Linked DNA regions of Mus musculus: all the other regions are linked to region 1. Evidence: chromatin loops called from intact Hi-C (ENCODE). Cell type or tissue: left cerebral cortex. All regions are shown on one strand. Links, peaks and the distances in the headings refer to the core of each region. The heading gives the core; the rest is flanking DNA. Region 1 has its middle 290 kb from the start of Gm34521. Region 2 has its middle 56 kb from the start of Cylc1. Region 3 has its middle 24 kb from the start of Pou3f4.

The links. Hi-C counts contacts between places; a loop is a spot of excess contacts. Peaks named below come from ENCODE experiments on the same cell type or tissue, not always from the same donor. Only the 100,000 strongest peaks of a DNase experiment are listed, where the experiment ranks them.
Region 2: it touches region 1 in a loop (9-fold over the local background); 9 of 42 quality-filtered maps call a loop at or near these places.
Region 3: a loop joins it to region 1, with 5 times the contacts of the local background. A loop is called at or near these places in 2 of 42 quality-filtered maps.

What each region holds. Positions count from the first base shown.
Region 1 is chrX:109,728,130-109,739,156 of GRCm38, reverse strand. No RefSeq gene overlaps it. Among named protein-coding and RNA genes, the nearest start is that of Gm34521, 290 kb to the right of the region's middle. In left cerebral cortex, for the core only: a CTCF peak has its summit at 4,013 (motif pointing left); a DNase peak (open chromatin) is centred at 4,015.
Region 2 is chrX:111,048,625-111,059,651 of GRCm38, reverse strand. No RefSeq gene overlaps it. Among named protein-coding and RNA genes, the nearest start is that of Cylc1, 56 kb to the left of the region's middle. In left cerebral cortex, for the core only: a CTCF peak has its summit at 6,489 (motif pointing right); a DNase peak (open chromatin) is centred at 6,543.
Region 3 is chrX:110,833,361-110,844,387 of GRCm38, reverse strand. No RefSeq gene overlaps it. Among named protein-coding and RNA genes, the nearest start is that of Pou3f4, 24 kb to the right of the region's middle. In left cerebral cortex, for the core only: a CTCF peak has its summit at 6,721 (motif pointing right); no DNase peak of the experiment used is centred there.

The DNA of each region.
Region 1 (11,027 bases), core at 2,004-7,003:
CCTGCAAGAAAAGTGATATGTGGGGAATGGGGGCAGAAATAAGGGGGAGGGGGAGCGAGGTAGGGTGAACTAAAATAAATAGTATATACAAAACTCTTATGAAAGACTACTCTTTTAGAAGTCATTTTAAAATATAAGCTTTAAAAAATAAGAATTAGAAGAGATATTCTCTCTTCTGTGGGGCATTTTCAAGATTAATGTTTCATATAGGGAGTCCCTGGGCAAGTGGTCCTGGAATGTATTAGAAAGCAAACTGAGGAAACCAGGGTTAGTGGGACACAAGCCAGTAAGCAGTATTCCTACATAGTTTTTACTTCAGGTCCTGCCTTCAGGTTTCTGTCCATGCTTCACTCAGGGATAGACTTATCAGTTTTAAAATGTAGTAAATCCTTTCCTCCCCTAGTTGCTTCTTGTCATAATGTTTTATTGCAGCAATAGAAACTATAACCAAGAAAATGGCCAGTATAAGATTTGATTCTTAGAGTATGATGTTTGCTTTATGAGACATTCCTTCTGCTGATTATGTATCTGTGATACAACAAACAACTTTTTGCATAATAGGCATAAATATCTCTAGATGAGCCACCTGAGAGGCAAGAAAAATGGTCTCTATTAAAGAATTACACGCAAAAATATAAACACTGCCCTAAGTAGAGCTAAGGACACCATTTTAAACATGATTCTAGAAACTCATGAATAAATTTTAAACCATTCTTAATAGTGCTGTGTTTTTTATGATAGCTAACTTCTAAGGCTTTAGAAGTCAGTAAGAGAAATTTTCTTTCAATTTTAAGTCATGCTTCCAGAAGAATATTTAGAGGGCTTTTCATCCACAGGCAGGCAGAGCCAAAGTAGTTATTCATCTGAGAATTCGCAGCACCACTGTAACTTCCAATTAGCAAAACATACATTAAAAGCTGCTGTAAACCACTCTAGGAAGCCAGCTGATGGCTGTGATTAATGGCTGTGCATCTAAAACTATTGCACACAGGTCTTAACAGAGCTATTTGTAAATTGTCAACACAAACTCACACAACCTCAGCTTATCAATCAAGAAAGTCTGCACTGGAGTTGGTTAATTACAGCCCTCTTCTCTGGCACCAAAATGTGCATGATATTTCTCAATGACTGAAAAATGCCAAAGACCAGAGAGGATGCTAATTTGAAAGCAAAATCTTACAATTGAAATATCCTTGTTTCTGCTTGTTAGGTATCATGAATAGAAACATAGGTCTAATTTAAGCATATATAGACCCTTCATTTCCAATTTTATGGTCTTTCTTTTGTTATACATGTCCTCATAAAATGTTTTGTTGCTATAGTAATACTTTTCAATGTTATAAAAATCAAAGCACATGAGAATGGCATTTGTAGATCTCACACTTACCTTGGGTTTCTTATTAAGTTATCTTAAAAACAACAACTATCATGCAATTTTGGACTCACATGTAAGCATTTTCTTGAGCGTATGTTTTCCTCTAGGGGAAAACAAAAGAAACGTTATCTTTTGTAATCCTTGGCACACCATTTGCAGCCTCTACAGAAAGAACATCCGTTTTGTGTGACATACTCCTACTAACTTGCCAATACATTGGTGTGCATTTTTCATATGATTTAATCACAACATAGTAAGGTAGGTAAGGAAAATATGGCAATACAGACAAAAATAATAACAATAAAACATGATACAACAAAGGATTTGTATTCTGATTAATAGAACCATTCACTGTGGAATATGGCTATAAAATATTTGTTTACACTTTAGTAATATCTAAAAGCCTTGTTAAAAAATTAAAATTATTAGTTAAAATTGAATCTTTTTTCAGAAATTAATTATAGTTATAATTCCTTTATTTCCATGAAATTTATAGGTATGTAAGTCTGAAAACTTGTAAATTAATAGTCTTTGTTAATAAATTTGAGAAACTAATTTTTTTAACTAAAGATTTGGAATACTTTTAAACAGAAATTTTAAGCAGTCATTTTAGTATCTATAACCTCATACACATATGATAATGGATTTACATGATAAATGTTAAAGTGCTACAATTGCAGAAAATTTAAATGGTTTGCAAATAAGAAAAATAAATATAAGAAATATTTTCTATTTCACATATTAAATTAACCTCAAAAGACATATTTGAGAAACTGTCAAACAACTTTTTAAATACAGGTTCTGCTGTCAAAACTAATGCAATTCATAGTCTTGAGATATATTCTTTCCTTTCCTAGTGTCTCTAGCTTCTACTATGAAGGGATATTGAGTTTTGTCAAAGACCTTTTCTGCATATATTGATATATTCATGTGATTCCTGTCATGTTATAATTGGAGATAAATTATATAAGGGGCTGTTAGCATTTAATAGTGTTTGGAGGGTGAAGTGTCATTTTCTTCAGTAATGTAGCTAATAATAAGATTCTCCTGTTCCAACAAATAATCCCTTGCCCACACTCAGACAAGAAACTTATTAAAATCAGTGGACAGCACAAGCAATATGAAAGTATAACAGCAGGACCTGTTGAGAAGAAAGGTTTCAGAAGAAGTCAGTGGAAGATGGAAAAGGGGAATAGCAGTTAAAATGATAGCTAGAAATACATTATAAAGTATTAGAAATTTTAAGCAATCATTTTAGTATCTATAACCTCATACACATATGATAATTGATTTATATGATAAATGTTAAAGTGCTACAATTGCAGAAAATTTAAATGGTTTTAGAATAAGAAGAATAAATATTAGAAATATATATAAGAAGTATAAGAAATATAAAACTGTACAACAATGAAGCATCACAATACAAATCTACTCCCAAGTGGAAAAAAAAAAAGCAACATAGTTTAAATAAAGGAAAATGGCATCACATAAATGGAGTGTTGCATTTAGGCAAAGAAGAGAGAGCTCTAAAAATATATCCATAATATCATTTTGAACAGTTTATCAGATCTGTTATACAGCATAAAATATGTTCCTGTTCCCTATGGGGGCTGAGTCATGGCCTTGCAACTCAGATGCAGTGTTTTGTGGTCCCAAGTTATCACATTCTTACTTCTCCTCCCATGAAAATTACATGTCTTGTAGGCAATGTGTTTTGGGTCTTGCCAGATCATATAGTTTAATGGAATGCTTATGTGTTTCTCTGTTTCAAATATTTACATTTTCATGAAATAATTTTGAAGAGAATTCCCTAAAGAGATTCTTGTAATAAGAAGAAATTTAGATTTGAGAGTTTTTTGCCCCATGAATCCTACCATCTGTCTGTTTGCCTACTTCACATAAGCTGTTGTTGACCCTCATAAGTCTCCATTGACTGAGATTGAAGTGTCTTTCCACTGGGTTAATAACAGAAGTCAAGTAAAGCACAATTTGATTTTGGCATCTGTTTAGAAACATGGTATTCAACAATAAACAGATCATTGGAAACAAAGAAACAGTATGCTATTTAAAACAAAAGCTTAGCTCTTATTTTGCCAAGAAATGTCCTGCTAAGTCTGAAAAGTGATTATCTGAACTCTGAGCAGTTACTCCAGATGACCACAGACCTATTTTTCCTTAAATCACCAGTTAAATATCCAGGCTCTGTATAACAACACTTAAGACATTCATAATTTATTTGTTTGTCTAAAGCACTCTGACGTATCTTGCCATTTAGTCCAGTTGAGACAGGTTTCTCAGAAGCTTTTCTCAATCCCTCCAAAACACGTCACCACATCGAGGAAACTTTGAGATCTAACATGATTTCACCTCTAGCAAATGTGTAGATGGCTGAGCTCTTAATGAGTCAAGACAAAGGTCTTCCTTATAATTGACACACAGAACCGTTTGTTAATGGATTCTAAATCCTGCCAAGTTCTCCTGCTAAGCTATTCATGTGTATAACAAATGTAAATTCTGAGAGGGCAAAAAGTAGCTAGAGTGCTAGAAATTTTTACAAGTTAAAATAAAACAAAATGAAATAACCTCTAAATTACATTCTACTATAGGGCTCCCAACTCAAGAACTACTACTGCCCTCTCCTGGCCAAAAGTGAAACAGTTTTATGGTTTTATGCTATCTAGCTACTACCTGATATCACTCAAGTATGATAATGTTAAAACATTTTGTGACACTTTCTAAAAAGTAGCATCTGTAGGGACATGTTAGGAAACACAGAAACCAGGCCATGATTTCTACTGACTCTATATGAATATCAATATTTTTCCAGGTGCACTAGCTTTTCTATGAGTTCATAAGTAAGTTGCAGTGTAGCAACGTTGTCCAAACATAAGATATTGAATAATATAAAAGGGTTCATGTCATTTCCAATGTGCTTGTGGGAAAATAGTTTATGAGTATGGATAAATTAAAATATGGAAACCTAGTTAAAAGCAGTTTTCTCACAGCAGCTTTCATTCTTTCAATTAACAGTCACATTTCTTGCATCAATATATGCAATGCTTTGTTGCAATGAAGAACCCTACAAGAAAAGTATATGCTTGCATGATGTCAATACAAGCACTCAAAAGAACACGCATTTACACACACACACACACACACACACACACACACAGTAAAAGCAATTTTTTTCTTTTTAAAATATTTTTATTAGGTATTTCCCTCATTTCCAATGCTATCCCAAAAGTCCCCCATACCCTCCCCCACACTCCCCTACCCACCCACTCCCACTTCTTGTCCCTGGTGTTCCCCTGTACTAGGGCATATAAAGTTTGCATGACCAGTGGGCCTCTCTTTCCAGTGATGGCCAACTAGGCCATCTTTTGATACATATGCAGCTAGAGACAAGAGCTCCGGGGTACTGGTTAGTTCCTATTTTTGTTCCACCTATAGGGTTGCAGATCCCTTTAGCTCCTTGGGTACTTTCTCTAGTTCCTCCATTGGAGGCCCTGTGATCCATCCAATAGCTAATTGTGAGCATCCACTTCTGTGTGTGCTAGGCACCGGCATAGTCTCACAAGTGACAGCTATATCAGGGTCCTTTCAGCAAAATCTTGCTAGTGTATGCAATGGTGTAAACGTTTGGAGACTGATTATGGGATGGATCCCTGGATATGGCAGTCTCTAGATGGTCCATCCATTTGTAAAAGCTCCAAACTTTGTCTCTGTAACTCCTTCCATGGGTGTTTTGTTCCCAATTCTAAGAAGGGACAAAGTGTCCTATCTTTTCCAAAATAATTGTTTTGAGAAGTCGCATTCATATCCTTGAGCCATTTGAAAATTTCACTCTAGAAATGAGAATAGTAAGAGCCACAAACACATTTTATTACTTTCTAGATACATCTCTTTTGCTTTATTTTCATAGGCATATATTCATTGCACATAGTGATGTATTTCTTTTTGTTTGTTTGTTTTCAAGTATTTCTTAAAGACATTTTCATGCAAGTATAACATAACATTTGATTATATTTCCTTCCTATATTATGCTCTTTTATCCCACTCCTGTCCTCCAAAATCCCCTTTGTGTGTGTGTGTGTGTATATATATATATATAAATAAAAAATCATTTAACACTGTCCTTCTGAGTCTGCCTTATTCCCTATATGATTATCCCAGTTAAAATCATTTTCCTTCAAATAGCAAAAAAATATTCCTTGTGACTGAGTGAAAATCTAGTGTTTATGTACAATTATAAATATAACTTAGATTTCTAGTTTTTATTATATTCATGTGTGCAGATAACATAATCTACTGTGCACCTATAGCAATCTGATGACAACTTGTTGAACTTGGATTTTTCCATAATGTAGGTCCAGAGAATTAAATTCTGGTCATCAAACTGATGGCAAGCACCCCCACCTGCTGGTTTATCTCTCCTGTCATATACCACATTGTTTAGTTTATTTATGACCTCATGGATTCCATACTATTTTCATAAGTTGTCTACTTTGAAAATTGCAACAACAAATATATGGGTACAATAGCTCTGTGTATGGTGACTGAGAGTGCTGTAGATATGTGTCTATGTCATGTGGCAGCTCTGTTTTCACTGTGTTGGTCTTGTTTGGGTGTGTTTATATGGATGTCTGTGTGTACGTACCGGTGTGAACAGACAGTTTCTTATGTATATAAGTGGAAGTGCATATATGTGCATACCAATGTACAGGCTAGAAAGAAACTCTGCATGTCAATCTCAGGAATTTCATCCACTTCCTGTGAGTCAGTCTTTCACTGGCATGGGGCTCACTAATTATGCTTTGCTGACAGCAAATCTCAGTGATCATTCTGTCTTCATCTCCTCAGTATTTAGATTGTAGGTGTGTACTACTAAAACGAGTAGTTTTAAATTTTTTATTATCTTTTTATTTTTTAACTTTTTTCCTTCTCTCATATATTACATTTTGACTGCAGTTTTCCCTCCATCCATATTATTCTCCCTGTCCCTCCTACCAATATCCCCCCCTGCCAGATCACCTCTTCTGTTTCCTTTCAAGAAAAATCAACAACAACAACAAACAAACAAACAACAAAAAAGAGTAGGCCTCCCAGGGATATCCACTCAATACAGAATAACAAGTTAGAGTCCAGCTAGATGTGAAAGTCATATTTACAGATAGACTCACAGATAGCTGAGGCAACCAGAAGGAGGAAATGGGTTCCAAGCATAAGTAAAAGAGTCAGAGACAACCTCAATCCCCCTTTTGGGAGTCCCATATGTACACCAAATATAATGTCTATGCAGAGGACCTAAATCAGAACCATACAGGGTCCATGTTTGTCTCTTCAGTTTCTGTGAGTCTCTATGAGCTCTGCTTACTTGATTCTGTTAGCCATGATCTTGTTGTATGCTCAAGTCCTCTGGCTCCCACAATAATTCTTCCCTCTCTTCTGCTTGGTTCCTCTAACTCTGCATAGTGTTTAGCTCTGCGTATCTCCATCTGCTCCCATGAATTGCTTGGTGAAGCCTCTCTGATAATAAGGGGCTAGACTCTGATCTTTGAGTATAGCAGCAGCAGCATTAGTCATTCCATTGCCTTTTTTATTTAATTCTATTCAGAGTCTCTGGATTGTCCTGTCTCATGTCCCTGGCCATCTAGGCAATGTCAGGTGAGGACTCCCTCTTGGAGTATGGGGAACATGTTGGACCAGTCATAGGCTGGCCACTTTCACAAGTTCTCTGCTACCATTTTCCCAGTATGTCCATCAGGCAGAAAAAAAAAATTGTAGGTCAAAAATTTTGTGGCTGGGTTGATGTTCCAATCCCATTACTAGGAATCCTGCCTGGTTATAGAGGATGTCCAGCTCAGATTTGTACCCCCTATTACTAGGAGATTTTGCTAAGTTTATTCTTGTAGGTTCCAGGGAGTTTCCGTTGCACTTAGGTTTGTATATAAATCCCCAAATTTCCTCTCCCATTCCAGTAATCTCACTTAGTACTATTTCCCTCTATCTTTTCCACTCTACTCCCTACCTGATCCTCAAGGCCCATCTATGCTACTCTTGGGCATATATCCACAAGAAGCTCCATCCTACCACAAGTCCACTTACTTAGCCATTTTCCCAGTAGCTTTATGCATAATAGCCAGAAACTGCAAACAACCTAGATGTCCCTCAACTGAAAAATGGAAAGAAAACATGGTACATTCACACTATAGATTATTAAAAATGACATCAGGAAATTTGCAGGCAGATAGATGGAACTGGAAAAATTAGTCCTATGTGAGGGAACCCAAACCCATAAAGGCAAACATGGTATGTATTCATTTATAAGAGGGTGCTGGGAACTAAAAAGGGGGGCCCTGGGGAAGAGGGGGAAGGGAAAAGGCCCACACCCTGCCAGAGTTCCACCTATTCTCTGGTCAGTCAGGCATGGGAGGGCTGCTAACTACATTCCACTCATCCCTGGGTGGGCATTCCTCTATCCCACTCTTCAGGGGGTGTCCAAGGGGCAGCCCTATCTGGGATTTCCAGAGCTACCTTGCTAAAGCCCTGGAGTTATAAGAGAGAGAGATGAGGGAAGAGAGGCTCCCAACACAGGCAAGAGTGTGTGCAGCCTTGATGAACAGAGACTCTCTATGGTTTTAGACCTTTATTATAGAAATGCAGGGAGAAAGAGAGAAGGGAGAGAGAGAGAGAGAGAGAGAGAGAGAGAGAGAGAGAGAGAGAGAAGAGGGGAGGAGGAGAGAGGAGAGGAGAGGAGAGGAGAGGAGAGGAGAGGAGAGGGAAGAAGACAAAGATAGAGGAGAGAGGAGAGAAGACAAAGAGAGGGGAGAGAGGATGAGAGTGAGGGGCAAGAAGCAAGAGAGACAAGTAAGAGAGCAAGGTGGGGCTGAACAGCCCTTTTTATGGTCTTCGCAATTGCTAGGTAACTGGAGAGGAGTTTAGCATGAAGGTCAGAAGCTTGGGCCATTGCCTACTTGACTACTGACCATGCTTCTCTTGTGGAGGCTGTGGGGGGCAGTAACTTAGGCAGAAGCCAGAGTTCTGGGAGCATGAGGGAATGCCTATCGTGTCATGAAGGTAAAATATCATCACTCTCAGGGTTCAGACCTCAGCTCAACTGGAGATCAGCCTGCAATTCCCCACAAATGGACATTAGCTGTAAAGGAAAGGACAGTCATACTTCAATTAAGAAATCCAAAGAGGTTAAGTAACAAGGAGGGCACAAGGGGGGCACACATAGCTCTTCCTGGGAGAAGGAAATAGAATGTATTTTTTTGGATAGACTGACAGCAGGTGAGGGAAAAGGCCAGTAGTTTTTAAAATTAATATATTTATTCTCTGAGAAATTCACATGCATATATAATATATTTTAATCATATCTTCACCATTCCCTCCTCTCATTTCCCATGAAACTCTGCTGATAAGTGACTCGCTCTAATCCTCAGCTTCAAGTTCTCTTTGATTTTTAGAAGCCTTTGCATCCAATTAGTGTTGTCTATGTGTGCAATGGCATTGGATCATCCACTGCAGCATGGGCGATCTACTTGTAACCACATTCTGAAAGAAAAATGGCTCTTCCTTCCCCAGCGACCATTAATTGCTAACAACTCATCAAATGGATAATGGCCTCATGAGCTCTTTCCCCATCCATGCTGGATTTTAACTGTATTCTTCTTGTACAGGCAACCACGGGTGATGTTAGTTTTCAAGTTTAACAGCCATGTCACATTCAGAAGACAGCATTTTATAACAATCAGTCCCAGTCTCTGGATCTTACATTCTTTTTTCCTTTTCTTTCATGATATTCCCTGCGACTTTTTATAAAGACCCTATATGGGGCTGGGAACTCACTATCAGAATTCTCTGAAAGCTAAAAATATATCTACCATATGACTCAGCTTTACCACTCCTTGGGCTATGCCCAAAGAACATGGTTTTCTGCTCTAAAGATACTTGCTCAGTTGTGTTCATTGATACTGTAATCAGAATAGCTAGAAAATGAAAATACCGTAAATGTCCTTCAACCAATAAATGAATAATGAAAATGTGTGTGTGTGTTAAGTATATATATATATATATATATATATATATATATATATATAGGAATGATATTTAGCTCTAAAGAAAAATGAAATCATGAACATTGCAGGTAAGTGTATGGGAATTGAAAAGATCATATGGAGTAAGGCAATACAGACCCAGAAGATCAAAATTTACTTGTTCTCTTTTACTAGAGATACTAACACCAAATCTTCAGATGTGAGTATATATCCTGGAGTTAACAACAGAAGCTAGGAAAGTAAAAATGGACCATTGCTGGGGTAGGTGGTTGATAATTCTAGACAGAATACTAGCACAGTCCATGTGATCTGATCTAAGCAATTGAAGAAAAGGATGCTGTCATTAGAAGGGAGTAAATACAGAAGAGGTAGGGAAAGACAATATTAAGAATGTCTGGAAATGTCAGGAAGAACCATACTATTAACTATCTAAAAACTAAAGCCTATAATATACGTAAAGTATTATAATATATGGTGTGATATAATACACTCTCTATAAAAATAAATGTAGTTTAAATGAACTTTTCTCATATGGGATGACAATACTTCCAAAACACTAACACCAAGTATGAGAAGTTCCTTTTTGAACTACTTGTCAGAGTTGTTCAAGAAAGTCACAAACAACCAGCCTATTGTTATTCCCTAGGTTCCTGCTAGAGATGTAAGGTAAGTTCCTGTTGTTTAAAAGCATCATATATTTCAGACATAGGGCCCAGAGACCCTTGAGCTGGTACTTTCCCAAATTCCCCCTCCTTGTGGGCTAGCTTTGATATTATTAGAATGTGTCATGCAAGCTTCAAAAGGAGAAAGACAACCAAGACTCCTATGATATCTATGAACCACATAAATGACCAGCACAGCACAATAACTCTAAGGATACAGTAGATCCATCCATATAACAGCTCACTAATTGTATTTAAGAGCTGGTCAACAAGGGGGAAATCATGCCTGTAACTGGAAACAGGCAACAACTGTGAGCTTGTTTATCTGGAAGAGACATGTAACCATAACATAACTACTTAACTAAACCACCACAATCCTTAGCTCTATTATAAATATCTGTCCTTATATCCAATAATAAGTGAAGTCCTTACTTGTTAGTAAGGAAACTTCTTTTTGCAACAGATGGAAGTCACAACCAATTTAAAATGCAAAGATACTGGAGCACAGTCCCAATGCATACATCTATGGAAAACATTTCCTGAGCCTAAGGTTCAAGAAACATTACTGAAGAGTGTAAAGAGGTATTGTAAGACACAGAGGATCAGTGAGTTTGCTGAGAGCCTAATATTGTTAGAAGCTTCACTCAGAAAATTTCATCAGCATGATATCCTAAACATGAGCTGAAAGCAACAACAATAGACATGCTAAAGTAAATAGGAGAAAGCTCACAGACCCTCAACCCTAAACAAAAACTACTAACAATTAAGGAATGTTGATAGTCAAGAAATAGTCTTCATGGAAGAGCACATAAATTGGTTGTCCACTGCCAAATGGTCACTTCTGAAAACATGCACACTATTAAACAGATTGAGCAGATTTCATTTATGAATATATATGTATATAGATGTTCATACGTGCATGTAACTGCA
Region 2 (11,027 bases), core at 3,418-8,417, 1.3 Mb before region 1:
CCAGAGCAGGGAGGTAGAAGTGGGTGGGTGCGCACCCTCATAGAAGCAGGGGGAGGGGAATGGGATAGGAGGTTTCCGGAGGGGAAATCAGGAAAGGGGATAACATTTGAAATGTAAATAAATAAAATATCTAATAATAAAGTAAAAGAAAAAACATATTAATATAATCTGATATCTTCTGTTTGCATTACTGTTTGCTTTTCTGCGTGCTTCAATGTCATTTCTGGTCAGTACAATTTCTTTAATTATACAAGTCTATTAAAGATTTCTGTATACAATCACATTCTCTTTTAATGTGATGTTTTATGTACTGTTCAGTAAACACAAAGCAAGGACTTTTTATTAGGGACAAACAGTATTAATACAGTAATAGAGCAGAGAGAGACAGCATACATGCTGGTATACACACACATTCAACAGACAGACTTCAGACAGGCCAGCAACCACTAACTATAGTCAGATGAAAGATACAGGGAAAGAAATAAAAAATTCAAACTTTGGCCCTATTAATTCAAGAGGAATTTACTGTTTTAATTTCTTTATATGACACTGATGTATTTTGACATCTCTGAGCTATCTTTAACGTTTCAACTCAGTGAAGCTACCCTGCCATGCCTAGAGAACACCTTTTTCTCAGCAGACATTCTAAGATGACTGGATCTTGCAATCTTTCTGCCCCCAAACCTAGTTCAAGACTTTTCATGTGCCTTAGGTATAGGGCTTATATTATAGATGTATCAGCTGGGATTGAATACGCTACAGTCCCTTCTTTTTCTGAATTTTGTCCATAAGAAAATATTTACTTATTATTTTTGTCCCCATATGACTAAGGAAGTTGAACATTTATAAAACAGTTCTGTATTTTCTATTTTTAATTTTTGAGATTATATTTTAGTTGCATTACTTCATTCCCTTTCCTTCCTCCAAGCCTTCCGCTCACCCCTCATTGCTCTCCTTCAAACTCGTGGCCTCCTTTTTAGACTAATCTTTATTTGATGCATATATATATACATACATATATATATGTGTGTGTGTGTGTGTGTGTGTGTGTGTGTGTATTTAACATTATCAGTCTGTAAAATGTTACTTGGGTGTTGTTTTCATGGCTGCCTCTTTGGTACTAAACAAACAATTGGTGTGCTCCTTCCTATATACCATTTACAATAGCCTAAATGTATCTTGGGATAAACCTAAGTAAGGATGTCAAAGACTTAAACAATGAAAAATTTAAAACACTAAAACATAAATTGAACTCAATAAATAATTTGAATTTGAATAAATCCAAAAAAGTAGAAAAGCCTCCTGTGTACATGGGTTGCTCATAATTAATGCTATGGAAATGGCCCTCCTATTAAAAGAAGCTATAGATTCCATATCAAAATTCCAGTGCAACTTTTCATAAAAGTTGAAAAAATATAATTTAGTATCATAAGAAAATATAAATGATTTAGGAAAGCATAAACATTCTTGAACAATAAAACAAAAGAACATTGCTGGGGGGGTGTCACTATCTCACATTTCAAGTTATACAGAAGAACTGTAGTAATAAAACCAACATGGTTCTGACACAGTAATCAATGGGATAGAATTCAGGACTCAAATATAATCCCACACTCTTCCAGCCATCTAACTTCTGACAAAGAGTTTAATATTACACACTGAGGAGAAGACAATATCTTTAACAAATGGGACTTTGATAGCTTGATATCCACATGCAGAATAATTAATTTAAATCCTTATACTTAACTCGGTATAAAATTAAACTCCAACATATGATCAGGCACCCTGAATTTTCTAGAGGAGAAACACTGAATACATTTGAATTCATTAGCACTGGAAAGGTCTTTCTGAACAGAATCTCAGCAGTGCAGTTGGACATGGAAGGACACATGGCTCTAGCTGCATATGTAGCAGAGGATGGCCTTGTTGGACATCAGTGGGAGGAGAGGCCCTTGGTCCTGGGAAGGGTCGATGTATGCCCCACTGTAGGGGAATGCCAGAGTGGTGAGGTTGGAGTGGGTGAATGGGCAGGTGGGGGAACACCTTTTTAGAAGCAGGGGAGGGAGGATAGAATAGGGGATTTCTGGAGGGGAAACTCGGAAAGGGGATATCATTTGAAATGTAAATAAAAAAATATATCCAATAAAAAGAATAACAATTAACAAATGGGACCACATGAAACTAAAATCTTCTGTACAGCAAAACCCATCATCATTCCAGTGTCAAGATATCCTAAGAATTGAAAAACATAATTTTACTACCTTCCTCTAACAGGGGGTTAGTATCTTGAATATGCAAAGAACAAACAAAAAACCAAACAAAAGAACAACAAAAACAAAACAGAATAGCTGGCTAAAATTAGGGCATTGAACTAAACAGAGTTGTGAAAAGATAAAATCCAAAGGCTAACAAACATTTAAAAATGTTCTGATGTCCTTAGTTGTAGGAAATGCAAATTAAGTGTACTTTGAGGTTCTATCCTGTTCAGCTTTAAAAGTCAAGGACACCTTGCCACTTGTGACAACATGAATGAAGTCATTGACCATTTCTCTAATTGAAATCAGCCACACTCAAAATCAAATATACCATCATACATATATCATCTAAAGTCACAGCCCCTTTTAAGCAAATTGTAATCTTCTAACACTACAACTTAAGTCTATTGAGTAAAACAAATTATAGTTTTCTGTTTAGTTAAATGATTAGGCTAAGAATTTAGATTTAGCTTCCTTTCACTTATTAAAATGTTCGATATACAAAGGTTATCAGCTGGTTTTTGGTTACTTTTAGAAAAGATTATCATGGCAGCCTAAAGATAGGGAAATGATCTTCATCAACCCTACATCTGATAGAAAACTAATATCCAAAATTTATAAAGAACTCAAGAAACTAGATACCAGGAATCCAAACAACCTGGTTAAAATATGGGGTACAGGGCTAAACAGAGAATTCTCACCAGAGGAATCTCTAATGGCAGAGAAGCACCTAAAGAATTGTTTTATAGAAGAGTAGGGGGAAGGATTGTGGACCCCAAACAGGGTGGGAACTCCACAGGAAGACCAACAGAGTCACCTAACCTGGACCCTTGGGGCTTTCAGAGACTGAAAGAACATACACGGACTGGACATACACGGACTGGACATAGCCCCCCCACCCCTGGCCCCACACGTATGTAGCAGATGTGCAGCTTGGTCTTCATGAGGATTCCCTAGCAACTGAAGTGGAGGCTATCCCTAAAGCTATTGCCTGTCTGTGGAATCCATTCTAACTCAGCTGCATTGTTTGGCATCAATGGGAGAAGCTCCTAGCACTGGAATGTGAGGTTGGAGGGATATGTGGGTGGGCTCTACCTTCTCAGAGCACAAAGGGAGAGGGGATGTGGGAGGGATCAGGCGGGGGCCTGTGGTTGGGATGTAAATTGAATAAATATATAAATTTAAAAAATATTATCCATTTAATAGCTTGTGTCTTGTGTGTGAGAATTTTTAGTCTGGTTGTACTTATACCATGTTAGGATTAGAGTTTACACTTTCCTTACATATTTAAATTTTCTGACTTACTAAGTGAATTTGTGGAAGAAATTTCATAGGATTTTGTGGTGTGTGTGTGTGTGTGTGTGTGTGTGTGTGTGTGTGTGTGTGTGTTGTCAGCACTAGCACAAGGTGCTGGTTAGAGAAACTTATAAACCTGATTCTTAGCAATTATTTTTTTGTATTTGTTAGTTAGCTGACCAATTTCAGAAAGCAAAGACTTTGGATTTGTTTTATTACACCTTGTGTAAAATGCTGTGACAAAGAATGTTTTGTTGTTGTTGTTGTTGTCTTGTTGGCTTTGTTTTGTTTCCTATGAAGGTTTGGGCCATGGTAGAATTGTCAAATCTCTTCTGACATAATCTGTGGGGCAATGATCATAGGTAATGACTTGGATATTTTGCACTTTAAATTTGTTTTAATTAATTATTTCAGAATTTTGTAAAATGTGTTTGCTTATAGTCAGCCCTGCACAAATTCACTCCCCTTATTCTTCCTATATATCTTTGTGTCTTCCTTTTTTGTTTTTGTTTTTTGTTTTTTGTTTTTTGTTTTTTGTTTTTTGTTTTTTGTTTTTTTCGAGACAGGGCTTCTCTGTGTAGCCCTGGCTGTCCTGGACTCACTTTGTAGACCAGGCTGGCCTCGAACTCAGAAATCCGCCTGCCTCTGCCTCTCAAGTGCTGAGATTAAAGGCGTGCGTCACCACTGCCCGGCCCTTCTTTCTTTTAAACTATCAAAACCAATTTGTGCTCCTCAAATAGTATTGTATATGAAATCTTCAACTTGAGTGTGATTCCACCTTAGAGAAAAACTGTCACTCCTTCTCAGCAACTAACAATTGCCACCCCCTCCCCCCCCAAAAAAACCCCAAAACCAAAGCAAAGCAAAGCAAAGCAAAACAAAACAAAACAAAACAAAACAAAGCAAAACAAAACTCTACTGCTAGGGACACTGTGTTGTGGCCACTTTCCATATCCATCCTGAATCTGGTGTGACTTATCCTTGCACAAGTTTTCTGTAGGATGCCATATGCATATTGCATTCTTCATGTGCCACTACATAGTTGTGTCTAGAAGACATGATTTCCTTGGAGTTATCCACAACCTTTTATAGTTTCTGTCTCCCTTCCATTATAATCCCCGAGCCTTAGAAGGAAGACATGTGATATATATGTTCTATTTAGGGCTGAGTATCCTATAGTCTCTCATTCTCTATACCTTTGCCAGTTTTGGGTCTCTATGGTGTTCACCATCTACTGTAAATGGAAACTTCTCAGATGAGTGTTGAGTGATACCTCAACCTAGGTAAAATGATATCATCAGGAACCTTTTAAATTCTGTGTCCTTTTAGCAGGAGAACAGTAACAGGTTTTCCTCTAGGGCCCCTTATACATCTAGCCATAGGTTTTTGATCTGACAGTGGGGCCAGGTATAGATTTCATTTTGTGGATAGAGTCTTAAAACTAGTAACTAGTTACCCCTGCAATGCTCATGCTGTTATTGTACCAGTCGACATATGTTTTCAAGGCAGTGATGACTGCCTTTTAATTTGCAGTGTTCACATCTGAATAGGACTGAAGATTACTTCCTCCTCCAACAGTTTGCATAGAATTTTCAAACACTATGCTAGACCTTAGGGATGAAACTTTGAAATGAATACCAGCTTTATTTCTCCATGTTCTAAACTCATTTAAAAACGTATTTATTTATTATTCACTTTACATCCCACTCCATGCCACCCTCCCAAGTCTCCTCCTCCCACAATCCTTTCCCCATCCTACCTCCCCTTTTCCTCTGAAAGGGTGGAAGGACCCTTAGGTATTCCCCTACCCTGGCGCTTCAAGTCTCTGTAAGGCGAGGCATAACTTCTCCTAAACTCATTTTTTATGTAATGATATTCATAGTTAAAATTATCTTAAAATTCCTAACAATAAAATTTTAAAATGTATATGTTTGATTTATGTTAAAATGATTCAGTGCTTAGTTTAGAAACATTTGAAACTATCTTCTAATTTTGTAGGATAAATATGGAGTTATAATAAATTAGCATAAGCAAGCTAATGATTAATTTTGATTGCATATTATTTTATGACGTTTTCCATAGTTATTTATTAAAATGATTTAAAATTATTAAAAAATGGTCAGGAAAACAATAAATATATCTAATGAATAAATTTAATGTTAGCTGAGTAATGAATATTAAGAAAACCAATTTGATTAATTTAAACACTCATAGAAAGAATCTACTCAAAACTTCTGATTATTTTGTTGCCACAGAAGTGGAAATTATATATTTAAGGACAAAGTAATGATGAGAGTATATTTTGCATATATAACACTGAGTTATACAACAGAAAAAAATTAGGCTCCTCTTTAAATGAAAATGACTGGGGGCTTTACAGGTTTTTAATCTTATCATCAACATAACTCAACACATTTGTTGGCTTATTATTAGTTGAAACACTGCAAATTTCATAAAATCATATCTAATTTTCTGTTCCATCTAGGACCTTATATTTTAGTGAGGGGAGGCAGGTTTTATGTATATAAACAATGTGAGCCAAACAAGGATAAATGTAAAAAATTATTTTAAAAGTTCTTTGGAGTTATAGAAAATAAATATATAACTGACTAGGAAAATATTTTAGGCCATGATAGAAAATATGAAAGTTGAAATATGTGGTAGGTAATGGATAAACTTTTAACAAGAGTTAGGGTCAGTTAGTGAGCAGTGAACTGAGGGCAAAAGAAATAGTATGAAGAGACAGCAGAAAGGAATGAGAATGATCATGCCACCAGGAAATTGCTGTTTATGACGGAAACAGTGTTCAGAAACAGACTTTAAACTGAAAACCAAATAGAGAAATAAAGGAGCAATTTCCTAGTATCTCAGTTTAGAAGTGGCTTTCAGAAACTAACATTTTCACTTGCTTTAATCCAAGTGTGATCCTACTCTGAAGACAGTAGAGGGCAGTCTGACACTTTCTACTGAGGATCAGAAAGTAAAATGTGTGTTTTTCCATTTTAATTCTCTCCGTGTGTCTCTCTGTCTCTCTGTGTGTCTCTCTCTTACACACACACACACACACACACACACACACACACACACACACAGATTACCACAGTAGTAATCGTTTTTGTCAGATAATGAACAAAACCTCTTTGACAAAAATTTTAGTTTCTTGGCTGAAGTTTTTTACTTTTTAGCTTGATTCCTCAGTCTCACATGATCTACTCAGAAATGCCATTTTACAAATTGAAAGATCTAGTCTTATTGTTTGCGCGTGAAAATGGCCTCAGAGTGAGTCCGTTATACAGTGAGTCAACGACAGGGCACCAAAACAACTGATTTCACAGAAAACTTATTTGATTTCAAAGACAAAAATGATATTTGCTCTATTTTATTTTATTTGGTTTTGCCACAGCATTTGAACACAAGCAGTATTCCATTGTAAGTTAAATCGATTGTTTCTTCCATAAGTAATAATAGTAATTACTTGTATATACATACGTGCTTTTAGATTTAATTCTTACAGAAAATCAATATGACAGACACTATACACATCAGTATCAGCATTTTACACATGGGCAGACTAAAACTCAGCTAGGATGAGTTTCTTGCCCAAATTATTAGTGTCTGGGTTTTACCAAACCAAAACTAAATTAGAAGCTAGAATTACTATTGTTTAGTTTCTTATCCGTGGTACTATGGTCATAAAGTTTCTTGGTTTATTAAAATGTAACACTTTCTATCACTTTGGAGACCTCCTAAAATAGTTTATTTTAACTATTTGCAGTCTCAGTGAGAAATAGCAGACAGTACTAACCAATAGAAAATAAAATCAACAGTTTTGCTTTAATATATTTGGACAACTTATTTGAGTATTTCCTGAAACCTAGGAAAATTTGCACATAAAGAAAAGCTGGCAGGTATTTTTGCTCTCTTTAATAATACCAAAGAGATAAATGAAGGTAGAATCTCAGTTATGTATTCAGATTCTTTTGTTCTCTATTTATGACATGAGACACAGCATATTTGTCCCCACATTTTTGGAGCAAAGTAGGACACTGGGAATACTGTTTGTTTAAAAGGAAAGGGCTGAATATTTATTAGTGAAAGTTACGATGCTTGCTTTAGCAATTCAACCCCAGTACTGCAAATATTGTCCTTGCCAGCACTTTAAAAAAATATTGATGATAGGAAATGCCAGCTCAGGATGGGGTGGATATATTTCTATTTAAATTGTTTCCCCTCCAACAATTCCCTTCCTTCTGGGAAAGATTCCAATTCTGACACTCTCCTGTGTTCTGGGGTGTAGAATCTTTCATTTGAGGAGCATCAAAAGCAATCCTAAGGGGCTCTTTAAAAAGGGACAGGAGCCTGGGAGGGAGACTTCAAAATGTTGGCAAGGAGACAAATAAAATACACTCCACTTTTAAATGAATGCAAAATATTGTGAAACTGTGTCTTAGAGATTATTCCCAATGTGCGTTTTAAAAAACATTGGCCTGTGCTCACAAAGAAGGGGGCATACTTACCCCTAACCTCTGAATAATAAGTATTCAAAATGTCCTTTTCATGAAGATTCTCATTCATAAGTTTAGGCTTGTCATTTTTATTAGCCAAGCAACATCTAAATGTCTTGGGAAAAGGGAAAATCAAAACCAATTTTTCCTGGTCCATTGTATTTTAAGTAAAAATAATTGAAATAATTATCTTTCATTCATAATTTGTAAAGTGTCTAAGAGATTTTGGTGTTGGGCTGGGGTTTAGAATTCACTTTTTAGAACATCTCATCTGAAACATGAGTGTAGAGAGTTGGTCAGTGAGAGTTGTTTTACAGCACCAAGTGAAGTACAGGGAAACTTGCATGTTCTTCTCCTCCCAATGATCCCATGCTTTTGATTTATTTAGTTATCATATCCATGTGACTGCCTCATCTACTAAGAAAATTTAGTTATGAAAATTCTCTTCAGTTCACCAGCAATACTGTATCATTTGAAAAGAAGGTAAATAACTACGCAAGAACAGCCTGTTTCCCCTCTAATTCACTCGGTTATAGCTTTTGATCTCTAGGGACCTAGTACTGTGTTTAGTAAGATTTTCATGGTCTCATTAAACTATTTGTTTGTGACAGTTTCTCTGGACACAACCTCATTTTATTTTTTTAAATTTAGATTTTTCTGTGAATGGGTGTGTATGCCATGACAAAAGTGTAGACATCAGAGGACAAATTGAAGGAGGTGATTTCCTTCCTTCTGCTATGTGGATTTCTTTTTTTAAAAAAATATTTTTTATTACATATTTTCCTCAATTACATTTCCAATGCTATCCCAAAAGTCCCCCATACCCTCCCCCCCATTTACCTACCCACCCATTCCCATTTTTTTGGCCCTGGCGTTCCCCTGTACTGGGATATATACAGGTTGCGAGTCCAATGGGCCTCTCTTTCCAGTGATGGCCGACTAGGCCATCTTTTGATACATATGCAGCTAGAGTCACAAGCTCTGGGGTACTGGGTAGTTCATAATGTTGTTCCCCCTATAGGGTTGCAGATCCCTTTAGCTCCTTGGCTACTTTCTCTAGCTCCTCCATTGGGAGCCCTGTGATCCATCCAATAGCTGACTGTGAGCATCCACTTCTGTGTTTGCTAGGCCCTGGCATTGTCTCACAAGAGACAGCTATATCTGGGACCTTTCAACAAAATCTTGCTAGTGTATGCAATGGTGTCAGCGTTTAGAAGCTGATTATGGGGTGGATCCCTGGATACCTGGATATGGCAGTCTCTAGATGGTCCATCCTTTCATCTCAGCTCCAAACTTTGTCTCTGTAACTCTTTCCATGGGTGTTTTGTTCCCAATTCTAAGAAGGGGCATAGTGTCCACACTTCAGTCTTCATTCTTCTAGAGTTTCATGTGTTTAGCAAATTGTATCTTATATCTTGGGTATCCTAGGTTTTGGGCTAATATCCACTTATCAGTGAGTACATATTGTGTGAGTTCCTTTGTGATTGGGTTACCTCACTCAGGATGATGCCCTCCAGGTCCATCCATTTGGCTAGGAATTTCATAAATTCATTCTTTTTAATAGCTGAGTAGTACTCCATTGTGTAAATGTACCACATTTTCTGGATTTCTAAGGTTGAATTCAGCTCATCAGGCTTGATAGGAAGAGTTATTACTCACTGAGTTATCTAGCTGGACCATGAGTGCAGATTTTAAAGTGAACTTCTAGAAGAAATGAAAACATTAGGGGGACTCGAGCCCCGGACTACCTTGCCAGCAGAGTCTTGCCCAACACCCGCAAGGGCCCACACAGGACTCCCCACGGGATCCTAAGACCTCTGGTGAGTGGAACACAGTGCCTGCCCCAATCCAATCGCGCGGAACCTGAGACTACGGTACATAGGGAAGCAGGCTACCCGGGCCTGATCTGGGGCACAAGCCCCTAACGCTCCACTCGAGCCCCGGGCTACCTTGCCAGCGGAGTTGCCTGACACCTGCAAGGGCCCACACAGGATTCCCACAGGGGATCCTAAGACCTCTAGTGAGTGGAACACAACTTCTGCCAGGAGTCTGGTTCGAACACCAGATATCTGGGTACCTTCCCTGCAAGAAGAGAGCTTGCCTGCAGAGAATACTCTGCCCACTGAAACTAAGGAGAGTGCTACCCTCCAGGTCTGCTTATAGAGGCTAACAGAGTCACCTGAAGAACAAGCTCTTAACAGTGAAAACTATAACAGCTAGCTTCAGAGATTACCAGATGGCGAAAGGCAAACGTAAGAATCCTACTAACAGAAATCAAGACCACTCACCATCATCAGAACGCAGCACTCCCACCCCACCTAGTCCTGGGCACCCCAACACAACCGAAAATCAAGACACAGATTTAAAAACATTTCTCATGATGATGATAGAGGACATCAAGAAGGACTTTCATAAGTCACTTAAAGAATTTCAGGAGAGCACTGCCAAAGAGTTACAGGCCCTTAAAGAAAAGCAGGAAAACACAACCAAACAGGTAGAAGTCCTTAAAGAAAAACAGGAAAACACATCCAAACAGGTGATGGAAATGAACAAAACCATACTAGAACTAAAAGGGGAAGTAGAAACAATAAAGAAAACCCAAAGCGAGGCAACGCTGGAGATAGAAACCCTAGGAAAGAGATCTGGAACCATAGATGCGAGCATCAGCAACAGAATACAAGAAATGGAAGAGAGAATCTCAGGTGCAGAAGATTCCATAGAGAACATCGACACAACAGTCAAAGAAAATACAAAATGCAAAAGGATCCTAACTCAAAACATCCAGGTAATCCAGGACACAATGAGAAGACCAAACCTACGGATAATAGGAATTGATGAGAATGAAGATTTTCAACTTAAAGGGCCAGCTAATATCTTCAACAAAATAATAGAAGAAAACTTCCCAAACATAAAGAAAGAGATGCCCATGATCATACAAGAAGCCTACAGAACTCCAAATAGACTGGACCAG
Region 3 (11,027 bases), core at 3,757-8,756, 1.1 Mb before region 1:
GTTCTTTACTGGCTTGCTTCCCCTGGCTTGCTCAGCCTGCTTTCTTATAGAACTGAAGACTACCAACCCAAAGATGGTACCACCCACAAGGGGCCTTTCTCCCTTGATCACTAATTGAGAAAATGCCTTACAGCTGGACCTCATGGAGGCATGTACCCAACTGAAGCTCCTTTCTCTGTGATAATCAAAATCAGGGCTGAAATCAACCAAATGGAAACAAAAAGAACTATACAAAGAATACAAAGAATACCCAAACCAGGAGCAGTTTTTTTTTGTTGTTTGTTTGTTTGTTGGTTGGTTGGTTGCTTGGTTGGTTGGTTTTTTATTTTTTTGAGAAAATCAACAAGATAGATAAAACCCTTAGCCAGACTAACGAGAGGGCACCTAGACAGTATCCTAATTAACAAAATTAGAAATGAAAATGGAGACATAACAACAGAACCTGAGGAAATCCAAAGCATCATCAGATCCTTCTACAAAAGGCTATATTCAAAAAAACTGCAAAACCTGGACAAAATGAACAAATACCTAGACAGATGCCAGGTACCAAAAAAATCAGGATCAGATTAATAATCTAAACAGTCCCATATCCCCTAAAAAATAGCAGTAGTCATTAATAGTCTCCAAACCCCAAAAAAGCCCAGGATGAGATAGGTTTAGTGCAGAGTTCTATTAGACCTTCAAAGAAGACCTAATTCCAATTCTCCTCAATCTATTTCACAAAATAGAAACAGAAAATACTAATTACTCTGATACCTAAACCATATAAAGGCCCAACAAAGAAAGAGAACTTCAGACCAATTTCACTTATGAATATCGATGCAAAAACACTCAATAAAATCCTTGCAAACTGAATCCAAGAACACATCAAAACAATCAGCCATCATGATCATGTAGGCTTAATCCAAGGGATGCAGGGATGGTTTAATATATGGAAATCAACATAATCTACTATATAAACAAACTCAAAGACAAAAACCACGTGATCATCTCTTTAGCTGCTGAGAAAGTATTTGACAAAATCCAACACCCATTCAACACAAAAGTCTTGGAAAGATCAGGAATTCAAGGCCCATACTTAAACATAATCAATGCAATGTACGGCAAACCAGTAGCCAACATCAAACTAAATGGAGAGAAACTTGAAGCAATCCCACTAAAATCAGGGACTAGACAAGGCTGCCCACTTTCTCCCTACCTATTCAATATAGCATTAGAAGTCCTAGCCAGAGAAATTAGACAACAAAAGGAGATCAAGGGGATTCAAATTGGAAAGGAAGAAGTCAAAATATCACTATTTTCAGATGACATGATAGTATATATAAGTAACCCTAAAAATTCCATCAGAGAACTCCTAAACCTGATAAACAGCTTAAGTGCAGTGGCTGGATATAAAATTAACTCAAACAAATCAGTAGCCTTTCTCTACACAAAGGATAAAACAGGCTGAGAAAGAAATTAGGGAAACAAAACCCTTCACAATCATCACAAATAATATAAAATACCTTGGTGTGATTGTAATTAAGGAAGTGAAAGATCTGTATGATAAGAACTCCAAGTCTCTGAAAAAAAGAAATCAAAGAACATCTCAGATGACGGAAAGATCGCCCATACTCATGTATTGGCAGGATTAATATAGTAAAAATGGATATCTTCCCCAAAGCAATCCTCAGATTCAATTCAATCCCCATCAAAATTCCAACTCAATTCTACACTGAGTCAGAAAGTGCAATTTGCAAATTCATCTGGAATAACAAAAAACCTAGGATAGTAAAAATTGTTCTCGACCATAAAAGAACCTCTGGTGGAATCACCATGCCTGACCTCAAGCTGGACTACAGAGCAACTGTGATAAACACTGCATAGTACTGGTACAGTGGCAGACAGGCAGATCAATGGAATAGAATTGAATACCCAGGAATGAATCCATACACCTGTGGTCACTTGATCTTTGACAAAGGAGCTAAAACCATCCAGTGGAAAAAAGAGAGCATTTTCAACAAATGGTGCTACCACAACCGGTGGTTATCATTAGAAGAATGCAAATTAATCCATTCTTGTCTTCTTGTACAAATCTGAAGTCTAAGTGGATCAAAGAACTCCACATAAAACCAGAGACACTGAAACATAGGGAGAAAGTGGGGAAAACCCTCAAAGATATGGACACAGGGAAAAAATTCCTGAACAGATCAACAATGGCTTTTGCTGTAAGATCGAGTATCAACAAATGAGACCTCATAAAATTGCAAAGCTTCTGTAAGGCAAAAGACACTGCCAATAAGACAAAAAGGCCGCCAACATATTGGGAAAGGACCTTTACCAATCCTAAATCAGATAGGGGACTAATATCCAATATATATAAAAACTCAAGAAGTTAAACTCCAGAAAAACAAATAAACCTATTTAAAAGTGGGGTACAGTTAAACCTCCTTAATCTTCAGGGAATGCAAATCAAAATAACCCTGAGATTCCACCTCACACCAGTCAGAATGGCTGAGATCAAAAATTCATGTGACAGCAGATGCTGGCGAGGATGTGGAGAAAGAGGAGCACTCCTCCATTGTTGGTAAGATTGCAAGCTGGTACAACCACTCTGGAAATCAGTCTGACACTTCCTCAGAAAACTGGACATAGTACTACTGGAAGATCCAGCAATACCTCTCCTGGGCATAAACCCAGAAAATTCTCCAACTTGTAATAAGGACATATACTCCACTCTTTTCATAGCAGCCTTATTTATAATATCCAGAAGCTGTAAAGGTCCCAGATGTCCCTCAACAAAAGATTGGATACAGAAAACATGGTACATTTACACAATGGGGTACTACTCAGCTATTAAAACAATGAATTTATGAAATTCTCAAGCAAATGGATGTATCTGAAAGATATCATCCTGAGTGAGGTAACCAAATAAAAAAGAACACACATGGTAGGCACTCACTGATAAGTGGATATTAGCCCAGAAACTTAGAACACCCAAAATACAATTTGCAAAACACATGAAACTCAAGAATCAGGAAGGCCAAAGTGTGGATACTTCGTTCTTTCTTAGAATGGGGGAAAAATACCCATGGAAGGAGTTACAGAGACAAAGTTTAGATCTGAGTTGGAAGGAAGGACCATCCAGAGACTCCCCCAGTTGGGGATCCATCCCATTAACAACCACCAAACTCAGACATTACTACATATGCCAGCAAGATTTCCTGACAGGACCCTGATATATCTATCTCTTGTGAGGCTATGCCAATTCCTGGCAAATACAGAAGTGGATGGTCACAGTCATGTATTGGATGGAACACAGCGCCCCCAATGAAGGAGCTAGAGAAAGTATCCAAGGAGCTAAAGGGTCTGCAAACCTATAGGAGGAACAACAATATGAACTAACCAATACCCTCCAGAGCTTTTGTCTCTAGTTGTGTATGTAGCAGAGGATGGCTCAGTTGGCCATCAATGGGAGGGGACGCCCTTGGTCTTGTGAAGGTTATATGCTCCAGTACATGTGAATGCCAGGGCCAGGAAGCAGGAGTGGGTGGTTTGGGGAGCAGGGTGGGGGAATGGTATAGGGGACTTTCAGTATAATATTTGAAATGTAAATTGAGAAAATATCTCATGAAAAATAAATAAAATAAATAAATCTTCTCTATGAACAAGGCATACCACCCCTTGGCATATGTCCTTAAAACCTGACATTCTATGTACCACTGATACCTGCTCAGCTATGTTCATTGCAACTCTGTTCACAATAACTAGGACATAGAAACAACTTAAATGCCCTTCATTTGACTAATGATGATGAATAATGAAAATGTGATAAGCATATACTATGTAAAACTTGTCAGCTGAAAAAAATCATGAAACTTCCAAGTAAATGGTTGTTACTAGAACATATCATACTGTGAGAGGTAACTCAGAGTCAGTAAGACAAATGTTGTATGTTCTTTCTTATATGAGGCTCTTAGCTCAAAATCTTCATATGTGAATTCATATTCTAGAATAACTAGAAACCAGGAAAGTAGAAAGGGGACATTACCAATGTAAGAGGTGGGGTGGAGAAGCTATAAAAAAAAAAGAAATAACAGGATTCAAGGGATCTGTTAGGTAATGTGGGCAAAACACAGTGGGGAGCTAATTAAGAAGGTGGGAGAAGAATACAGATGAAGGAGCGAGGAGGGTAAAATAGCAGTAAGGATAACTTAAAAGTCAGAAAGAAGCATACTATTAACTGTCTCACTAAATACCATATATATATTATATATATATATATATATATACACATATATATATACACACATACACACACACACACACACACACACACACACACATATATATATATATATATATATATATATATATATATATATGCATGTAATGTATTTTCTCATGTGTCCTGACAATGCTCCCTCCAAGATCCAAAAAACATCTAAGAAAATCCAGAATATGAAGCATGAGAACCTCTCTTTTGACTTGTTATTTAGGGTTGTCTAAAATAGTCTCCAAATATAGACTCCTGTTGTCCTTGGTTGCCTCCAAGAGGTGGAAGGTAATCCCTTACTCCTGAAGACAGCTTGTAGCTCAGAGCCAAGGCCCAGAGGCCTCTGAGCTGGAACTGACAATGAAAGCCTACTCTTCAAGCACTAGTGTTCAAGGTATTATAAAGCATCATGCAAGCTTACAAACAAGGGAAGCAGGCAACAGTCCTATCCAGTTATGGCACCTATGAACCAAAATAATGATAAATGTGCTATGTTGACTCTAAGAATGCAGTAGTGGCATGCATACCTTGGTAGTAAACAACCATTCTCTGAGTTGACTTAAGATCAATTAAACAAGAGGGAAATCATCTCATACTGGGATTCCAGCCAACTATACAGAGATAATAAGTTCATGAATCTTGTAGGAGAATATACAGTTATCAATCTACTAAACAACCTTAATCTTTAACTACATTCTAAATGTTTGTCATTATAAACAAAGGTATGTTTAGTCCTCAGCCTCACCAAGGAAACACCTCTTTGCAACAGAAGACCATTACAGAAAACCAGAAGCAAAGAAAGAAAGAAAGAAAGAAAGAAAGAAAGAAAGAAAGAAAGAAAGAAAGAAGGAAGGAAGGAAGGAAGGAAGGAAGGAAGGAAGGAAGGAAGAGGAAGAAAGGAAGGAAGGAATAAAACATAGTTTTGTGGTCAACTCCCAGTTGATACATCTACAAAATATTTCTCACACCTAAGACTCTAAGCATCAATGGTGAAAATGGTGCAGGGAAGAGATTATAAGAGCCAGAGGAACATAGAGTTTGCTGTCAGATTGTATCTCCTAGGAATGTCAGAAGCCACATTCATAATGTCTCATCAAAATAATTGCCTAAGCATGAACTGGACAAGGACAAGAATAAAAATTCTAATGTGAAATTTTAATAAGGCTCAGGAAGCCTCAACCCTACACAAAGAGCTACAGGCAATTAAGAAATGCCAAATGGCATAGAAACATATACATACATGAACATTATACAGATGGAGTGTACTTCTGCATTTAGTAGTGTGTATGTAGCAATTATTGAAAAAAAAAAGAGGCCTTGAGTTTGAAAGAGAGCAAGGAAGAGACTATGGGAGGGAAGGGAGAAAGGAAAGGAGAGGGGGAAGTGACCTAATTATATTATCATCTCAAAACAAAAAAAAATATGAATAGATAAGACAGCTCTCTAAATATATTAAATTCCTTCAAAATAAAAGATGCTATCATTATTAGATACCACAAATAAGATTACTGGATACCATAGATTCAATTCATGAAACCATTTTCTTGGTTGTGGGACAAACTTCTTTCAGTTTCATCGTTGGTTGATGTGTCCTCGAGTAAAATAGTTAAAATTTTGGTGCCTCCATTTCAAAAATATAAAATAGAACTAGTTGAGATAATCCTACCATTTCTTTTGTAAGATCTTATAAAGATGAATTAATTTAATATATAAAAATTGCATTTAAATGTTATATTTCATAATTGTCCAGTTTCTTTATTTTACATGGCCATTGACTAAAAATCTAAAGAAAATGATACAGCATGTTTAATTAATGTGATCACAGAGCTTATGTTAAAATCTTTTACTGACACCAGCACTGAATTTTCAATATAAGATTACTAGCAGTATTAGCTGTTAAGTCTATATTTCCCATGTTTATTAAATCAAGCAATGCATAGTTCAAGGTAGTAAACTTGCTTCATCAAAGTAAAAGGTAATAGTAATACCCTGCTGGATTTTTGGCAGCATTTGAACTTCAAGTAAATAATCTAACAAGCTGGATTTTAGTAATGAGTTCAGCACTATAGGTTTTATAATTCTGTGTTTGATTTTGTGCCCCCAAAAGCTATAACTATAAATTAATGCAGAAACAATCATTGTTTAAATGAAATTATACATGTAATCAATCTACCATAATTTGTGGAATAAATATATATTCAATAAGATAAAGCTATTATTATTATTGAAATGTGCTGAAATGTTAATGACAAGGAAATCATTCAGTTTTCTTTTCACTGGGTCATCTCTTGGGAGATATTGGAACTGAAACACTTTTCAAAGAATCCAGATAATCTATTATCATGCTGCATTTTACAGCTGAATAAATCAGTAGCTGTTACCTATTCAGGAAGAAAGTGAAGAAAAGAATGTTATGAGAAAGGTCATGGATGTGAATTTTATGGACAGTTTTATGGAAAAGCCATTAGATGGCAACAGCAGTTCACAGAGTTGTTCTGCTATTTAGTATTTCACCAGGAGTTACTGACTGCCAGCCGAAAATCATAGGAAGCCCTGGCTTCAAGGCCTATGAAAGGCCGTAATACCTGTTTAGGAACATAGAAAGAACTAAATAAATGATATGTGCAAGCCTTCTCCAGCCTAATTTTGCAATTGGGAAAGTAAGAGAAAGTGACACTTCAAGGTTACTTGAGTAATTCTTTTTGTCTGTTTTTGGTTCAGTAGAAATTACAATATCTGAAAAATCTCTCAGAACACTCTGACTCTCTGCCTTTTTGAAAGATTGTTGAACCCTATGAAGAAAGCTTCAGATACAAAATAATATTGATCATGATTCCCTCCTTTTCTCTTAAAAGCACAGCCCAATGCAGCTTAAACAACACTGGAGACAAATACCACGCCAAAAGGAAGCCTCACCTATCTTTGGTCATACTATCTCAGCCCCCTCTCTTCTTTCTGCTAACACGTGTTTCTGCAAGGAACTCTCAGAAACCATGCCCTTTCCTATAGAGAAGAGATGCTTTTCAAGAATTTCTTCTCATAGAAGAATTGCTTCTCTATCTTCTCTAACAGCTTTTAATCTATTATCAAATAAACTTCTTAGTTCTTTAAACAATTCTTTGATACTATCTTCTGGGATGTTCAGAAACATTACAATTTGTCAGAATCATCATTGGTATTCAGAGTAATGATACATTGGTTTATCAGTTCTCCTTTTTCCATTTTTGTTAATAAGCCTATATAGCCAAATATTTTTGCCAGGTACATTATAATATCATCAGATTGTGTTTACAGTGTATCTGAGTTTTTCCTTTACTTTAGCTTATGAAATGTTCAGTGAATATCATGCTTAGAATGTGGAGGTGTTATTTGGGTTATCTTCTTGTCTTCCTTCGATCCACCATGGAATATTGATACCTTGAATAACCACTGGTTTGAGAAAAAAGTGGGGAATGTTAAAAACATATAAATCATATTCGTGATATATTCAAATTCAATCAATGAAAAAGTATTGGTCAGAGGCTGAGCAAATGATTCAGAGGTCTATGAAAGAGAGGTATAAATTATATTTCAGTTCACTGGCCTTGAAGGATGGCTTGCTTATTACAAAGCATCACTGCAACAATAGTCAATTAATACATCAAGTAAGGCCTTCAGTAGTTGACTATTGAGCACAAGTGCAGAAATTTCCAGAGAGTAGTGGTTGGTGTAGGCTGACAGGATTTTTTCGTTTTTTTTTACATTGAAAGAAATTGTTTTTTTTTTTATTTTGATTTAGACAAATACCTCAATAGCCTATATTTATACATCTTTCTTTTTGCTAAGTCTCAACCATGTGAAATTTTCCACATGCTTTAGATGTCTTTTTAAAGATTCCCTGCTGGACTGTTTACTCCATGTAGTATATTCTTCACTAATAATATACAAACTAACAACTTACTCAGATGGGAAATGAAAGGGAGTAGAAAAATTCAGACTTTTCTGAAATCTATTTTGAATTTTACAAATTCTCAATAGCACTTCTGCAGAAATTGGCTCTAAGATATTTCCCTCCAGCTTTACTGTTTCACTTATGTACAAGAATTGTATTTTAGAACAAATTGTCTTTTCCAAATCCCACCAAATTCCTGACAATGGATCCAAGGGAAAAAAATTAACAAGATTGATAGCTGTGGGGGTTAGAACATTAGAGCCAAATTGTCAAGGAATCACAATTAGGTTTCTTTTTTTGCATTTATTTTTCAGCTGCAACTAGTTATGGGTCCCCACAGTGCACCTGCACTTTGCCACTGAATATCCTAAAAAAGGCAAGTGGCCAATTATGTTGGCAAGTGGCTAATTATGCACACCAGGAGCCAATTGCAGAATCAAAAATGTACACCCTAAAACAGGAAGACCTCTTTAACATGTTGAGTCTTAGGGTGACATACATACTGTGTATTTATCATTTAATAAAAGAGGCAACAATCGTGATCAGATATCAACAAACATTTATTTATGCACATACTTATATATGTAGGTATTTATTTATAACTATGGTGTAGTAATCATTTTGCCATATGCTTTGCCAATATCAAGATGAAATAGAATGTTTCTGTCCTCAAAAAAACAACAAACAAACAAAAACTAGAGTCTGCTAAGATACGGCTTGTAAATATGAAACAAAGCTAATAATTAGAGGTAGTGTGTTAGAGGCTGGCTTTTTTACAAAATAGATTTACAACGGAATGAAATAAACAAGTGGTTTACCTTTCCTTTCTTTCTCAGTGTTGGGGAACAAATTGAGAGTGCCATATATCTGATCTCCAGCCCAAGATTGTGTTCTGAATGAACAGTTTTCTGTGCCCTTTCTTGAATAGTTTCTGGGTCATCCATTCCCCAAACTTACCCACAGGGTTTTTGACTAGACTCAATAAAACAGGATTCAGAAGCCCCAGATTTTACCACACAAGAGAAAGATGGATCTAGAGTCACTTCTCCATATAACATTTACTTTTATTGGAACATTTTCTAATTTTGTTTATTGCTCCAGGGTTTATAATTTTTACAAAACTATATTTGGATTGTGAAGAAGAATACAAATTTCTTATTTTACAGTTCTTGACATTGAATAGAGAGTATTTTGTCTGTCATTTAGAAGGGATGAAAATAATTAAAATATTAAATCTAGGACAGGAAACCCCACACTTGAGAAGCCATAGGCTTCTTTAAATTTTAATTTTCAAATGTCAAATCCAAAAGTATTTTGCTATTTGCCCCATCATTGGTTTAATCCAAACGTCTCAATTAGTATGACAATAAACCTATAATTGCTAGCAGTTCTCCTAAATCTTCTGGGTTATCAGGGGCTACATTATCATACAATTCTGAGTTTTCCCCCTGTAATTCCATATCCCAACAGCATCCAATGGGGACGATTTATAAAGCTAGTAGTACCAAGAGATTTCAAATTGAGTATTTTAACCATTTCCTTAATTCACTTGTTCTTCTTTAGAAATGTAAATAGTCCAAGGGAGAAAAAATGAGTTTAAAGTTTAGGTCTCTTTTGGACTGCTTCGATTTACAAGTCACTGTGGAAAATAGGACATACAATGTTTGTACTTGAGCATTGGTGAGCTTACAACAACGTGACACCCATGTTTCTAATGCAAGTAAACTTAATAATATAGTTCAACATTTTTATGGCAAAGACAAAGTTCCCATAAAACTTTATATACATTGATTGCAGATGAAAAATTAAACAAACACTTTTTGACCATGTTAAGTGTAAAAAGTTATCTGGGAGAAGCAGAGAATGGATGAGGCACTGGGAGAAGGGTGATATAAACTGAGGCACAGAAGAGAGGAAAGAAGATAGAAAGAACAAAGACTAATTTATTATTGTTTTGAAAGGTTTCTTTTTGACAGAGGCATTATACTATATGGGATTTATTCTATTATATTTATTATATTATACTTATAGTGTATTATATGGGATTTAGCTGTACATTATGTTTTTCTCCTTACCCCAAACTGCTAATAGAGTGTAAGAGCGTTATCTTCTTGGCCAATCCAGTATCAAGCACATAGTACACATTAAAGAAAAAGTTGAATGAGAAACATTGCAGAAATCTGTTCAAACTATAGATGGTGAGTGACTTTGCATTCATTTTTATTATTTAGTTTTAAGTCATTGGAAGATCAGAATATTATGTTACAATTAGTAGACAAATGTTCTTTGACTTTTCAGTATGTATCAGTCTCTGTAGTAGGCAGCACTACACTGAATGAAGACACATACAAACTGGGAGAGTCATAGTTCTGTAATAGAGATAAACAATGTATTTGTTTATGCAAATATATTGCATGTATAGAAATATATATAAGATGTGCTTCACTTTACCGTGTATCTTCTTTGTTGATACAGCTTTTCTTTTTACTTTTGTCTTTCTTGTTTTGTAAAGTTAAGATTTTTGAACTCAGGGCTAAGGAAAAAAAAAAAAAAAAACTAGACCCAGGTCTTCACTTATAGAGAATGGGGTGGAGACACATGATCATTTAGATATTCATCAATCCTTCCAAAATAAGGTTATTTTAAAAATCCCTTAGAATGTGAAATATAACAAATTTTGGTTGTTATTTTGCTAATGAATGATTTACACAATTTTCGTTAGTTCTCTGAAACTTAACTTTTTGTAGAATGAAGATAATGGTGTTCCTATTTAAAATTTGAGGTGATTCTATATAAGTAAAGTATGTTGTACAGTACATAACACTTAGCAGGTGATAATTA